2 separate regions of the Homo sapiens genome follow, and region 2 is linked to region 1. Evidence: chromatin loops called from intact Hi-C (ENCODE). Cell type or tissue: transverse colon. All regions are shown on one strand.

The links. A loop is a pair of places that touch in the nucleus more often than their neighbours do. Peaks named below come from ENCODE experiments on the same cell type or tissue, not always from the same donor. Only the 100,000 strongest peaks of a DNase experiment are listed, where the experiment ranks them.
Region 2: a loop joins it to region 1, with 16 times the contacts of the local background. A loop is called at or near these places in 25 of 110 quality-filtered maps.

What each region holds. Positions count from the first base shown.
Region 1 is chr3:87,346,979-87,354,978 of GRCh38, forward strand. No RefSeq gene overlaps it. Among named protein-coding and RNA genes, the nearest start is that of POU1F1, 74 kb to the left of the region's middle. In transverse colon, a CTCF peak has its summit at 3,798 (motif pointing right); a DNase peak (open chromatin) is centred at 7,600; H3K27ac peaks cover 693 bases.
Region 2 is chr3:88,173,807-88,181,806 of GRCh38, forward strand. No RefSeq gene overlaps it. Among named protein-coding and RNA genes, the nearest start is that of C3orf38, 28 kb to the left of the region's middle. In transverse colon, no CTCF peak of the experiment used is centred here; no DNase peak of the experiment used is centred here.

The DNA of each region.
Region 1 (8,000 bases):
AGTATAAATATTCCATTATCCAACAATTCCTGTTGTAATAATCTATCCCACATAAATAACAGAATGTGAATATATGTGTATATATATGTATGTACATATGCATGTAGTTAGGTAGGTACATATACACATACACAGAGTGATATGTACATATATATCTAAATTCCATTTCAGTATTGTTTATATTAGCAAAAACTGGAGGCAAACTAAGGCGCCATCTACATCATGCATCTTTTTAAAGGAAATGTATCATATGTAATAAACTAATTTTAAGCAAAAATGCAGGTTACACGCTGATATGTAACAAGAAGTGTTAGAAAGAGATTTGTAAAATAGATACACATATTGATATATGTATTATGATGCCTGCATAAGTAAAGCAGAAAGTTAGGAAGTACATATAACTCTCAGTTTTTACCTTGGTGCGACTGGAGGGGTGAAAGAAAGAACTTTAATCTCCTTACAAAATTTTTAGAAGAGCTAATGGTATGAGTAAATATGGGGTAAATATTTATTTTTTATAACTTTCTGTATCTTATAAAAAATTTGTAATGAGTTAGATATTTATCTGTATATTAACTATCTGGTTTGCACAGATAGACTGCATATTTCTAAAGATTTTAAAGGTAATATTAGGAGATAAACATCTCTAACATGTCTTCCACTGGAAGAAGGAAAACCATGATTTTTACATGAATATATCATTTTGTGTTTTATAATTTAACAAGGACACAACAGAAAAAGATATGAAGTCAGGCAGGATTATTTAATGCATATTGGTAAAAAAAAGACTAACACTGGTTAAAAAGATTAAAAAGTAACAGAAAAATGAAAACAAATGCATAAGATCTAAAAGAAAGGGACAGAAAGACTACCATCAGAAGATATGAGAAGATAGGTCGAATTATAAAAGCCATATTCAGGAAGTCATAAGATGACTTTTTGAATTATTAAATAGAGTGTCATAAAATTGATGAAAAGTAAGCCAGTTATATGCTTGCATGTACAAAAACAAAAAAATAAAATATATAAGGAAAACAAAGAGAAAAGATGCTTTTAAATCAATATAAAGTAGGATAAAGATGGTGGATGAAAAGGGTCCAATCTAAAGGAAATGAGAAGGGTAGATGCAAGATGTATAATTTCCACTTGCCAAATATTATAAAAAGACAAGTGGCAAGCTATGGCTGCACAGAAATCTTGCCTAAAAGAAAATGTAGAGGAAATAGAAAGCATCAGGGTCCCATAACCCAAGAGACAAAGGAATGACATGATGCTGAACATTAATAGACATAAGAGAAGCTGATCAAGGAATGATTCATATTCCACTTTTCAAGATGAGACGCAAACAGGAGTAGTAATAAAACTAATAAAATTTTGTCTTTATTGTATTAATCAGCATTTCCAAAGAAGCTCATTTGTGAAGAAGAAAGAAAAAAATTGTGGTATCTAAAGGGAAAATATTTTAAGATCTTGTTTAAGTTTTCATAAAAGAACAAATCTGTGATCATCCATGTAGCCTCTTTCACATTTTATAAAAATTGTATACCCAAGGAACTGGAAAAGACACATTCATCTAACATGGTTATTTCACTATCATTCTGGCCTCTCTGCCTTCAATTTCCTTGCTTCTTTCTTTCTTCTTCTTAACCCATGGTTTTGGATAATTATAGTTCATTTCTTCAACCCCAATAAGATTCTTTAGAGTATTTTGCTGCTTTATTCACTATGCACTTAGCTAACTTATGTTTAGTTGTTCTAATTAAAATGATTATTAAAATTATCTCAGTAATAGAAGACTTTTAACACTGTGTCTCTTTATTGATGGAAGGAAATTAAAAAGAAAAATTTATAAGGCCTTAAGATGTTGACTAAATTTGTAGTTTTGACAGTTTCACAAATTAAATTATTTTTAAGCAAAATGAACGAGCAATGTAGTGACAAATGTAAAACAAACATTGTTTTGGCATTTCACTGTGCCTACGATGAAGCACATGGCCTCAGTGGGGGGAAAAGGAATCAGAACGGATATCAGGAACTAAGGAAGGGACATCTGATAAAGTGACTGCAGCTCCTGGGCTGTGCTGAAGAACCCCGTGTTCTTGCTCTATCTCATACAGCCTTATTAAGGCTTCTTGCATGTGCGGGTCAGCAATAGGGAAGGGTGTACATATGTCAGCACAAAGTAATAAAGAATTTATTTACTGTGAATATAGATCCAAATAAATAAAATGCATACATGCTATGTACTATGCCACATACAAGGAATACAAAGTTAAACAGCAGGTGGACTTTTTCATAAAGCTTTCATAGTCTCTTGGAGAAAGACTGTGAACAGATAAACATAACAGAACATGGAAAGGGAGGAAGACCTGTACGAAAAAAATGTAGTTGGAATTAAGAGGCATTTCTGGCCTCCTTGCCGGCTGCCTTTAATTCTCACTATTCTACTGAACTTAGTTTTCTTTGCCTGTCCAAGGTACACAGCATTCTTGGCATCACACTCTTAAACAAATTTTTTTTTCTCTGTAGATTGTTTACCAATCCTTGCTTGCCTTTTATTTATTTATTTATAAATTTTTATAAATAGTAAGTATGAGTATTGTTTGATCAAATTAAAGTTGCATTTTTGTGTATATGTGTCCACATACAGGTATCTGCGGCCACTACCTAGAGGATGAAGAATAGCAAATGCATTTTCTGTATCTTAATATGGGCCTATTGAATTGCAATGGCTCTGAATCCTTCCGGTTTGATCTATACAGAGGCCAAAAGAAAAAAAAAAAGTTCCGTGAGTGGTAGTCTGAGAGATTTTCACCAAATAGAAAAATAAATATTCTTATTACATTAAAATTGGAATAAAGCTATAATTTGGGAAACATGGACCAGAATGTCCAAATATCATAAAAACATTGCAAAACAATTGAGGGTAAAATAGGTCTCAATAAGAATAGAAGCAAATAAAATGAAAAAAAGAGTCATTATTAGAAAAATTATGAAATAATAATTTAAAACACTTATCAGTAGAGTCAATTGGATTGACGGTAAATTGTTATGATGCAATAATCCAGTTAACTCTCTAATTGAGACACATTTTACCCTCATGCGTAGATTACTGCCCATACCTTAAGGTTTATATTGTAAGTTGCAAATGATTAATTATTTAAAATAATACTTTATATTATTTTTATAATTTATAAAAAAAATAGGTTTTTTTAATTTCCAAAAGAATCTGAAGTTATTTTATAGATATAGGACATAATATATAATTTTAAATTTTATTTTCCATTAAAGACTGATAATAAAGAGCAGTGACATTAAATCAAATAGAATATTAAAAACTAGAAATAAACAAACATGCTTAACATTTGGCATTCAAGAAGTTACTATATATGAGTCAGGAATCTTTCCTCTTGTCCTGTTTAGTTTTATCTTATGTCAATACCTCTATCAGTTTGGATTTCTGTTTTTGCCTTCTTCTCTGCATTTTCTTTGTAGAAGCAGTCTTACCCCTTTCCATCTACTTTCAAGTCTTCACTCAGCTGCTTCCTCTTTCAGAAAACGTTTCCCCAGTTGATCCAAGTAAGAGCCTCTCCCGTATTACCATCTTCCATTACACTAATTATGTTGTACTGACAGTATGTGTACACAATGTCTTTATTCGTAGACTAAAAATTCCTCTCTGTAGGGGAAAATTTCTTATCTATTTTTATATCCCCAGAGAGAAAATACTTGATTAATTATTTTGTTAAATATAAGTGTTACTAGCATTATAGTCATTGACAAATATGTACGGGTGCACAGATTCACTTCTTTGCCACTAGATGGCACTGTTAATCACCGTGGTGCTCTTGGATAGTGCCTCAAGCCTTCGTGCAGTTTTGATACCCTAAAGCTCTGAAAACTGTTACCTTAACTCACTTTGGAAGGGCAAAATCTGACCTAACTTGAACTTATTTTGTGGAATAATCTGACTTAACCTGACGATAGAATATTTATAGTCTTTTTTTTCTCTGTAATGTAAATATTAATATGACTGATTATAGGGTGCTATTCAAACCCCCGAGGATTATGTAACATTTAAATTAAGCTCCACATTACATTTCTCAAATACAAAAAGTTATGATTTCTGAAAACCAACTAGCTCAGGAGTTTTTGGTAGATGATTCTTGTCCTCCACCAACAATCCCGTTATTTTTCAGAAAATATTTTAATAATGATATAGAAAAGAATTCATTAAATTATAACCTATGCATCTGTGATAGCTCTAACCTCACCTATCTTAGCACCCAATTATGTTCCTATAAACCTTATTCTTTTTGCTTTCACAATATATGTCAATGTGAAAATTAAACTTTGAGAACATATGTACCTTTTTCTAAAATTTAACTGGTTACAAAATGTGGTCTATATAAAGATACTTCTTAACTTTTCCTGATTAATCTTGATTTTGTACCTATACTCTAGTATAACCGATAGTTCTATTTGAAGTTCGCTGTTGTTCAACTCTCTTATGACATATTTAAATTACATGCAAATGAGCTGGTCCCACATACATTTATATTTTTCTATATTATACAATTTTATAACTGTAGAAATATCTTCAGTAGTGCTTATTAGTATTCTAGTTTAAAATATTTCAACCAAACATGATATGAAAATAGATTTTCTAAAAGCTAACCCCACTCCTTTCCTCTTCTCCTCCAAGTTATAGGAATTTATTTTGAAATATTATCTGCCAAAATCTGTGAATACTGAAGTTAACCTTTCAAAATTTTTTCTTAGTAAGGTGACCACCAGATACCAGTTTCCTTGTTTCTTAATATGTGGCATTGCTTTTTCGTGTATCTTTAGTTGTTCTCAAATCTACGGCCTTATTTCTTGGCTTACTCTGAAAACTCCAATAAGGAACCAAGGGATGCACACATAATGTAATAGGAAGACCATCTGAGTATGAATTAGAATATCTGGGTCTTAGTCCCAGGGCACTTGCACAGTAGTTTGGCAAAATGATGCCTCCTGCAACCCTTCTGGTTCTTATAAAATGAGACTATAAAGTATGAATATTTCTGTCTGGCTTATCCATCTCACATTCTCATAATGATTAACAGAGTCATTCAGGTTGCTTCCTGCTTACCTGTAATAGTTACCTAGCTTGCTGAAAGAATTAGTGGTGGTTTTTCCTACTGTGAGGCCTGCATTTGTCAACTGGCTAGACTCAGACATTTTAATAACAATCCGAAACATCTCTTTGCACTTTGTAGTCTGAGGTAATCCAACCTGGAATATTTTGATTATCATTCCAGCTCCCTAACAAGTTATGCATTCTGGCATCCTTCCTACAAACCTTAGCATGATTTTGCTCTCTAGCCATGGAAAACATCAAAATGGATTTTGCAGGTAGAATCCACAGGTCAACCAAAAGTGTGGATATCACTATGGTTAAGAACACACTCCCTGGAGCCTAGGTCAGTTTTAAATTCTGTCTCTATGATTTACTGGCCTTGGGAAAATTACTTAACCTCTCTGTGCAGTTTCCTGATGTACAAAATAGGCATAATAAAAATATATTCCTCATAAATGATTTAATATATCTAAAGCACTTACAACTGTGCTTGGATCATAATAAATGTTATGCATGTGTTACGTGTAGTTTTATTATAATTTGAGATATAGTGTAATGACTATAAAAATATGAACTCTGAAACAAAATGGTCTGTTCTGAAATCCTGGCTACGTCACTTACTAGCTAAACATCCTTCCATGAGTCACTTAAGCTTTTTCCCATCTGTAGAAAAGGAGGTGTATAATAGTATATATACCTCATATGTGGATTGTGAAGATTAAATAATGTCTGTAGTAAACATAGTGTCGTGCATAGCACATAATATACATTCAATAAATGTTATTTTTATTACTAATGGATTAAAATTAGAAGGGTCTTAAATATGTCTCCTAGAATTCTGACAAGGGCTACAAGTGTTACATTGCTCTTATTTTATGACATAAGTTAGACAGGTAAGACTGGGAAAAAATGATATTTAAACTGTTACAAGTTAAATATAAACTGTCCATGAGATCCCCAAATAGAGATTTCAATTAAGAATTTGACATGAATCTTAGAAAGGTAATGTTAATGAAGTTAAAATTTTAGAAACCATCACTATGGAGATGATATTTAAATCCATGAAAAAAGAATCACCCAATAAAACATTAAACAGACCCGTAGAAAATTAAATCACCCAATGAGAGATTAAAGTCAGAGATTAAGGAAACCTTTTCTAAGCCCGTAGGAAATCCTGAATTTGGAAGTTAAATTGAGGAGTTAGAGAGCAAATGAGACAGAGAAACTGAAAACAGCAAGTAAACAAGCAAAGAGAGGAACAACAAATGCAGAACAGTGTGGAATCTTAATATCTAACAGAGGCCAGAACAAGCTATTTGTCAAAAGCTACTGTACAGGCAATTGAAGTAGGGAGGAAAGTATTCACTGGGTTTCATTATTTAAAGGCTGATCCAGCTTGACAGCAGGTTTCAGATAGAGTGGTGAGGTGAGGATGGAAGTTACTTTGTTTGTTTTGTTTTGTTTTGTTCTTGAGACAGAGTCTCATTCTGTCGCCCAGGCTGGAGGGCAGTGGCGTGATATCGGCTCACTGCAAACTCCGCCTCCCAGGTTCAAGCAATTCTCCTGCCTCAGCTACACGAGTAGCTGGGATTACAGGCGTCTGCCACCATGCCCGGCTAATTTGTGTATTTTTAACAGAGATGGGGTTTCACCAAGTTGGCCAGGTTGGTCTCGAACTCCTGACCCCAAATGATCTGCCCTCCTTGACCTCCCAAAGTGCTGCGATTACAGGCGTGAGACACAGCACCCAGTCAATGGAAGTTAATTTGAAACAGACTAAAAAGTAAGGAAGTGGGCACAGTAAGTTTAAACAACTTTTTGCTTACATTTAATAAGAAAGGAAGCAAAGAAGTTCAGGAAATCACTGTATAGGAATTTAGAGCCAAGGGAGGGCTTTTTGAAGAAAAATTCTGCTAAAATCTTATTATAGTTATAAATTGTATGCATACTTAAAAAGTTAAAACTAAAAAAAAAATAAGTAATTAAGGAAAATGGAAGAGATACGATAAAAGGCCATGTGAAGAAATTTGCCATTGACAGAGAAAGGAATTTATTTATTATTATAGGAGGTAGGGAGGATGACAAATTTAGACTCAACCAATTTTGGGTGATGAGAATAGAATGGGACTCAAATCTAGCAGTTTGTATATTTTTTAGGTATTATATGAGTCAGTGTTTTGTGAGAAAAAGATAAATCACTTCAAGATTTTACAACAGGAAGAACATAATGCAGGGAATTGATTGAACTGGTATGAAGGAGCTGAGCATCCACATAGGGAAACTGAGATAACAGAGACTGTAGACAGCAGAACATAACTATCACCTCTGCATTAGAGAAGAATGGAGGAGGAGGTATTACTAGTTCCAGGGACAAAGGTCACCCCACAGAAGCTGGAAACAGAGCCTGTCCACCCAATGAGAGCAGGAGTTGATACTGCTACTCCCAGAGACACTCCACTACAGCTTGATGACAGAGGACAAGAACAGCCCTGGCTTCTTGCTTCCTGATGTTGCACAATCTCCCACCAGTGCCTCACACTGGCAAAGCCAGCAGGCAACCACTTGTGAAGGAAACCTGGGAAATTCAGGCTTCAGGAGTGATGTCTATGCCATAGAGAAGAGGATGGAGCTGAAAGCAAACAGGGCCAAGGTGTCCACAAGTGTAAAGTGATCTCATTGGTGTGAACTGAGGAGAAAAAGAGATGAGAAGTGGGAAGTTTAAGGATCAAGAAAAAATGTGACATATGGTCATTGTGAAACAAGCACATGAACTTAATAGAGAAACAAAATGAGGCTAATTTTAAGTTAAATTATATGAAATTGCCATATTGTTAGGTCAAACATAAAATGTCGTATGGTTAAGACTGATAGTTTTTGC
Region 2 (8,000 bases), 830 kb after region 1:
AAACATTTAACCTGAATCATAAAAACATCATCATAACCCCTCAATCAGTTCCCAGTCTTGAGCAGATTTACAGACCCGGAACTCCTTGAATGAGGGAAAGCCAGGTCCCATTAAGGAAGGACCCTAGTACAATACCAAAAATTTATAATTTTAATCTTTCTTTCACCCTTCCCCAAAGAGACCTATGGTCTTTTATCAAGGTAACTGTGCATTGGTAAAAAGGAAATAATCAGACCTTTCAGGAACTACTGGCCAGTGTTCCAGTAGTCCCTGAAAGGTCTGATTATTTCCTTTTTCCATGAGACCAAAAGCATCACTGTGGCTCTCCAGTCAGAGTAGGGTCTTATGGAGGTCAGGTGATCAGTGGAGTTTTAGCTCAGGTCCAACTCACAGTGGATCCACTGGGTCCCCATCCATCCTATGTTATTTCCCTGTTGTGGAATGCATAATTGGAATAGACGTACTTAGCGACTGGCAGAATCTTCTCATTGGTTTTCTATCCTGTGGAGGGAGGGCTACTATGATGGGAGAGGCCAAATGGAAGCCATTAGAGCTGTCTCTACCTAGGAAAATAGAAAATCAAAGGCAATACTGCATTCCCAGAGGGATTGCAGAAATTGGTGTTATCATCAAGAACTTGAAGGAGGCAGGGTTGGTGATTTTCATTACATCAACATTCAATTCTCTTATTCTGTGCAGAAGACAGAGAATGACAGTGGATTATTGGAAGCTTAACCAAGTGGTGACTCCAATTGCAGCTGCTATACTAGATGTGGTTTCATTCCTTAAGCAAATTAACATAGCTCCTGGTAACTGGGAGGCAGCTTTTCATCATGAGCAATTCTAGGCCTCCAGACAAATATTTAAGAATGTGTCAAAATTATTTCAGTCCTATGGCGTAGTGTGGAGCAAAAACTATCAATGATAAACTTCATGCCAAACCTCTGCAGTATATATCTTACATGAATGCATAAGACTGAGCCCTGTCAATCGAAATCTAAATCTAAAAGTGCATTCCTTCCAGCACTGCTCACAATAGCAAAGACTTGGAACCAACCCAAATGCCCATCAATGATAGACTGGATAAAGAAAATGTGGCACATATACACCATGGAATACTATGCAGCCATAAAAAAGGATGACTTCATGTCCTTTGCAGGGACATGGATGAAGCTGGAAACCATCATTCTCAGCAAACTAACGCAAGAACAGAAAACCAAACACTGCATTTCTCACTCATAAGTGGGAGTTGAACAATGAGAACACATGGACACAGGGAGGGAACATCACACACCAGGGCTGGTTGGGGAGTGCAGGGCTAGAGGAGGGATAGCATTAGGAGAAATATCTAATGTAAATGCCGGGTTCCTGGGTGCAGCAAACCACCATGGCACGTGTATACCTATGTAACAAACCTGCACATTCTGCATATGTATCCCAGAACTTAAACTATAATTAAAAAACTTTTAAAATAAATAAATAAAAGTGCATTCCACTATGCCTCTTAGTAAAACTCATTGAAGAACATAAAAAGCAGATGTTGAGACATAGTTTTTGAAATGTGGCTCAATTATTTAAAATCTAGTATACTTTGACATACTGCTATATAAATGATAATAGCTAAGATCGATGTAAGATAATATGTGCAAGGCTTTTGGCTTAAGTACTTTTTAGGTACTAACTCATTTACTCTTTATAACAACAGTATGAGGTAGGTACTCTTATTTTACTGATTTTATAGATAAAGAAACTCAGGCATAGAGATGTCAAGTGACATACTCAAAGTCACAGAGCAGGCAAGTGGCATAGCTTTGGTTTATACCCAGGTGGCTTAGCTCTGGAATCTGTACCCCCATATTAGTTTGCTAAGGCTCCCATAATAAAGTACCACAAACTGGGTGGCTTAAATAGCAGACATTTATTTCTCACAGTTCTGAAGGGTAGATGTTCAAGATCAACGTGTTAGCCAGGCATGGTAACGCCTGTAGTCCCAGCTACTCAGAAGGTTGAGGCGGGAGTGTTGCTTGAGCTGAGGAGGTTTTGTGTTTTTGTTGTTGTGTGTGTGTGTGTTTTTTTTTTTTTTTTTTTTGAGATGGAGTCTCACTTCTTTGTCCAGGCTGGAGTGCAATGGCATGATCTCAGCTCACTGCAACCTCTGCTTCCTGGGTTCAAGCAATTCTCCTGCCTCAGCCTCCCAAGTAACTGGGATTACAGGCACGTGCCAGCACACCTGGCTAATTTCTGTATATTTAGTAGAGACGGGGTTTCACCATAATGGCCAGGCTGGTCTCGAACTCCTGACCTCAAGTGATCTGCCCACGTTGGCCTCCCAAACTGCTGGGATTACAGGCGTGAGCCACCATGCCTGGCCAAGCCCAGGAATTTGAGGTTGTAGTGAGCTTTGATGTGGCCTGGCCTACAGAGTGAGACCATCTCTAAAAACTAGCAAACAAAAACAAGATCAAAGTGTTGACAGGGTTGGTTTCATTCAGCTTGTCTCCTCAGCTTGCAGAAGGCTGTGTCTTCATTTTGTCCTAACATGGTTTTTCCTCTGTGCACACACATGTGTCCTAAGCTCCTCTTCCTATAAGGACACTAGTCACATTGGATTGGAGCTCACCCCAATGACCGAATGTCACCTTAGTTATCACTTAAAGACCTCACTTTAAATACCATAGCATTCTGAGTGGTATAATACATAAAGTTTGGAGAGGCATAATTCAGGTCATAAAAGTCCCTAACCTAACCTCAAGTGATCCACGCGCCTCAGCCTTCCAAAGTGCTGGGATTACAGGCATGAGCCACCATCCTGGCCAACATGGTAAAACTCCATCTCTACTAAAAATACAAAGATTAGCCAGGTGTGGTGGCTCACACCGGTAATCCCAGGTAGTTCAGGAGGCTGAGAGGCAGGAGAATCGCATGAATCCAGGAGGCATAGATTGCAGTGAACTGCGATCGCACCACCTCACTCCAGCCTGGGCAACAGAGCAAGACGCCATCTCAAAAAAAAAAAAGTCCCTAACCATTAAAATAGTGAATATTTTACCTATTATGTTTGTAATTATACATGTATGCACACACACCACACATTTGTGTTGAAGATAGTTGAAAATTGCTTAAAAAGTGGAAAGATTTTCTCCCTGGCATATGTTATTTTATATATATATAAATATGTAATTTTTATATAAATATATAAAATATATTATATATATATATAAATATGTAATTTTTATATAAATATATAAAATATATTTTATATATATAATATATATTATATATATTTTATATATAATATATATTATATATATATTATATATATAATATATATTATATATATATATGTAAAATAGAATCTCTTCATGGCACTTGGTTGGATCTAGCTATTGTGCCATAGGGTGTTAAATTAGATTTTGTTATGCCTAAATTTATTCAAGTCAAAATAGTCTGTACCATAACGATCATCAATAACTCCCAAGGATTCAATGCAAAACACCCGTCTGTAAACAAAAAAAAAGACTTGATTTTTGACATTTTGGAAAACTTCCCCCTTTGTTTAGATAGACTGCTGTGGTCATATCCTTGAGTCAAGTTGAATGAAACTGCTACAAATTAGGATCCAGATGCAAATGTGGGCTTTATAGCCAGCTGACACAATGTACGACCTTGAAAATAAAACCAAGAACACCATGCAGGAAGGTTTAAAGCAAGTGGAAGAGTAAAGATAAAGGAATTTGGCTGGGAGCATAAAGTAGGAATCTGAATAAAGGATTTTGGTCTGCACTTAAACTGTGTGCAAGCCTCATTTCATTTAAATGAGGTAAAAAGGCAAATAGATATGGCTATAAAGTGGGAAGCCTGAGCCGATGTTGCAGTGTTTAGCCTAAAATATTCTAGCTAGACACCCTAAGCATATTGCTTATATTTTATAAAATGAATTTGGTACAAATTCTTAAATATCTAAATTAAATATCTCAAAGTAAAATTTTGGGGATTATTTAGACAATCCTCTGGCTAATTTCAAGTGCTTTTATGTTGTTGATAAGAACAAAAAGCTTCCTTTTCTCTATGTCCCAAATTAAGACTGAAATTCATAAGCCCCCAAAAGCAATTTGTTGTCATTTTTCATAAGACTTACATAATATTAAAATATGCACCTATCTTCAGTAGCTATTATCCAAAAAGTATATAAATAAAGACAAAGTTAGAGGCAAAAGTTACTATCAAGCTGTAGTAATCCAGACAGTGTGGTAAAAATAAGGATCCACAGATGAATGGAATAGAATAAAGAACGTAGATATACACTTGCACTTACATAGACATTTGCTTTTTAACAAAGCCAATGAGGAAAGAAAAGTCCCTTGGAATACTAAATATCCATATTTTAACAAAACCCCTTGACTCACACCTCATACTATACAGAAAAATCAATTTTGGATCATAGACCTAAACATAAAAGCTAAAACCATAAAACCTTTAAAGGGAAATAGAATATTTTTATGACTTGGGGATAAGCAAAGGTACCATCAGGTACAGAAAGTAAAATCATTTAAGAAAAAATTGATAAATTATATTTCTTCAAAATTAAAAGTTTCTGCTAATTAAAATGAACATTAAGAAATAAGCTAAGACTGGAAGAAATATTCACAAAGAAATATTCACAAATAAAGCTAAGACTGGAAGAAATATTCACACCTGACAAAGGACGGGTATGCAGAATACATAGAGTACTCCTACAACTCAGCAATAGAAAGTCAAATAACCTAATTAAAACTGGGCAAAGTATTTGAATAGACAATTTATAAAAAAAGAAGTACAAATTGCCAATAAAATCATTAAAGAGTATACGATGTCAACTGTCACTATGGAAATACATATTAAAACCAGGAGACAAGACACTACCACCAGAATGACTATAATTTAGAAAGATAAACATTACCAAATGCTAGTGATGTTATAGAAAAACTGGACCTCTCATACATTTTTTGTAAGGATTGTATAATGCCACAACTAAATGCTAAATGCTAAAACTAAAGATATCCCTACACTATGGCCCAGCATTTTCACTAATAAGCATCTACTAAAGGGAAATAAAAGCATATATTCACAAAAAGACATATCCAAGAATATTCATAGCAGCTTTGTTCAGAAAAGCCTCAAAAAGGAAATAGCTCACATGTTCAGTTAGAGATTGGATAAACAAACTATGGCATATATAGTGAAATACTCCTCTATAATACAAATAAATGAATTATACATTGCATTCAACATGAAGGCTTAGTGAAAGAAGATTTAAACAAAAGGGTACATACTTTGTGACTCCACTTATAAGAAAGCCTAGAACAAACAAAACCAATCTGCAGTGGAAAAAAAAATAACATTGGTTGCCTCTGGAGAGTTGTTGGGGTAGGAATTTACTGTGAAGGTTATGAGAACTTTCTTACAGGAAGGTCACGTTCTATATCGTGATATGGGTTTGACTGTGTACAGATGTATGTATTTGTCAAAACTCAGTGAATATACACTTAAGAGTTGTACATTGTAGTATATGTACATTTCACATAAACACACACAAATATTGAACTCTAAAGTGCTTACATAAATAAAAGAGATTTAATGGATGGGGGATGGATTGATGGATGGATATGATAAAGCAAGTATACTAAACTGTTAATAGTAGGACCTTGTGGAAGATATACAGGTACTCATTTAAAATTCTTTCAATTTTGCTTTATGTTTGAAAATTTTTATAATGTTCAAAGAAAAATATCAAAAACAACAACAGAAATTAGTTTGTTCATGTTTCAGATAAAATGACATTTTACTGACAGAGACTGCCAGAATATTATTTTGGTTTGACATTACTAAGTAGTTTGTCTACTTATGCCAGAGTTGGAATGATTAATTAAAATACCCTTAACATACATAATAATGTGGTTTGAAACATTTATGAAACAATAATCTCAAAACTGAGGAATATGCTAATATTCACACTGAAAACTGAGGAATATGCTAATACTCACAACTTGACATGTAATTTGAATGTCTATATGTTTTAAAAATCTAGAATTTTGAGAAATTTGGATTTTTAATCCATATTAATCTGTATGAAGTTAACTCCCAACTATAACAAATTTAGCATATCAATAATTAACTTCTCAACATACATACAGTACAATAAATACTATAAATATATAACAGTCTTGAATAACTAAGCAATAGGTAACATTTTCAACACTAAGTAAACTTGAATAATAAAATGTTTTAGGGGCTGCATAGAGCTATGTATATGGATAAACAGATGCCTTTTATTCTAACACAAATTTGCTCTGAGGGATAGGCTTATTTTTATTGACAAGTTATCAATTTTCTCAGGATTTTAATAAAATCTTCATTTTTACAATATTTTTTCATTTTATTTACTTTTTATTTAAAACAAAATAGATTCCTAAGCAAATTAACACAAGATTTTTTTCCACTTTAGAGTACCTACTTTAAATTGTTTAATTTTAATTTTATTTAAATGTGTTCATTGGATCACATTTTACTAGAAACTAATTTGTTAAGGCCCAGATAACATGTGATAATACTGCAAAACTAATTTATTTTTCTTCATCCTCCCTTCTTACCCATTGATTTTTTTTTTCTTTTAAAATTAAGAAAGAATCAGAGTACTTTATCTGTCCTCTTCTTGTTCAAAACCCAAATGCTGCTGCGGATCATTTTGAAGGAAGGAAGCTTATAATAGCACCTTAAAGTAGAAAGTGGAAATTTGGTGACATCTTGTGGCCAAGGCTTTTCTCAGAGTGTTTCATGTCTATGTCTTAGAATTGGCTTTGTAGTAATGCAATTCCAACTGGTAAACTTACGCTTCTGAGGGTACTTGGAGACTTTCTGGAAAATTTGGCTGATCTAAAGAGTGTTAAGGCAATCAGTTTTCTGATCCTCAATGTCCTTTGCATTTTCCCCAACGAACTTGGTTTACGTGCTATACCATGTTTCCAGCCTTATTTCTTTTTTCTTTTCTCTTTTTTCTTTTCTTTTCTCTTCTCTTCTCTTCTCTCTTTCTTTTTTCTTTCTTTCTTTCTTTCCTTTCTTTTTTTTTCACAATTGCTGTTCTTCCATTTTACAAAATAAACACCTACTTCTCATCCCTTCTGAGTCTCACTATAGTGCATTGCCCTGTGGTATTAAAAACCTCTGGATGCTAGTCAAAGAGAATTTTCAATTATTAGTGTTTGTAAAGAGAAAGGAAATCACTATAATGATTGTTCAACAAAAGTTTTGTTAAGTCAAGTGGTTGCTAAACTATCTTTTAAATTATTTGATTCTAACAAAATTAAAGAAAAACTATGCTTTGGGAGGTCAAGGTGGGAGGATATCTCGAGCCCAGGAGTTCAGGACGAGCCTAGGTAACATAGCAAGATCCCATCTCTTAAAAAAAAAAAAAAAAAAAAAAAAGGAAAAAAAAGAAAAAAGAAAAAAATTAGCAAGGCCCGGAACACCTGACTGTAGTCCCAGGTACCTGGAGAGCTGAGGTGAGAGGATGACTTGAGCCTAGAGGCCAAGGCTGCAATGAGCTGTGATTATACCACTCTACTCCAGGATGAGCAACAGAAGCTGTGTCTCAAAACAAACAAACAAACAAATTGAAATAAGTTTTCATCTGATGCTCTGCTTACTAAAAGTAAATCTTGACAATAAATTACTATCTGATTATTTTCCTTTTGATCTAAAATTTGCATACATTAAAATGGACAAGTAAATTAGGAATGCATTTAAATTTGGATGATATTGTAATTTTGTCTCTACTTATAACCATAATTTGGGTATAAATCATGCTTACACCCAAAACCAACAACAACAAAAAATTGGAATGGAATTGATAACAAACCCTGACTTAGTCAAGCAGTAAGAATATTAATTCATCTCAGTAAATTATGGATTTCCAGTAAAATATGTGAACTAGTTAGGTTGTTTTGATCAATTATATGACAGTA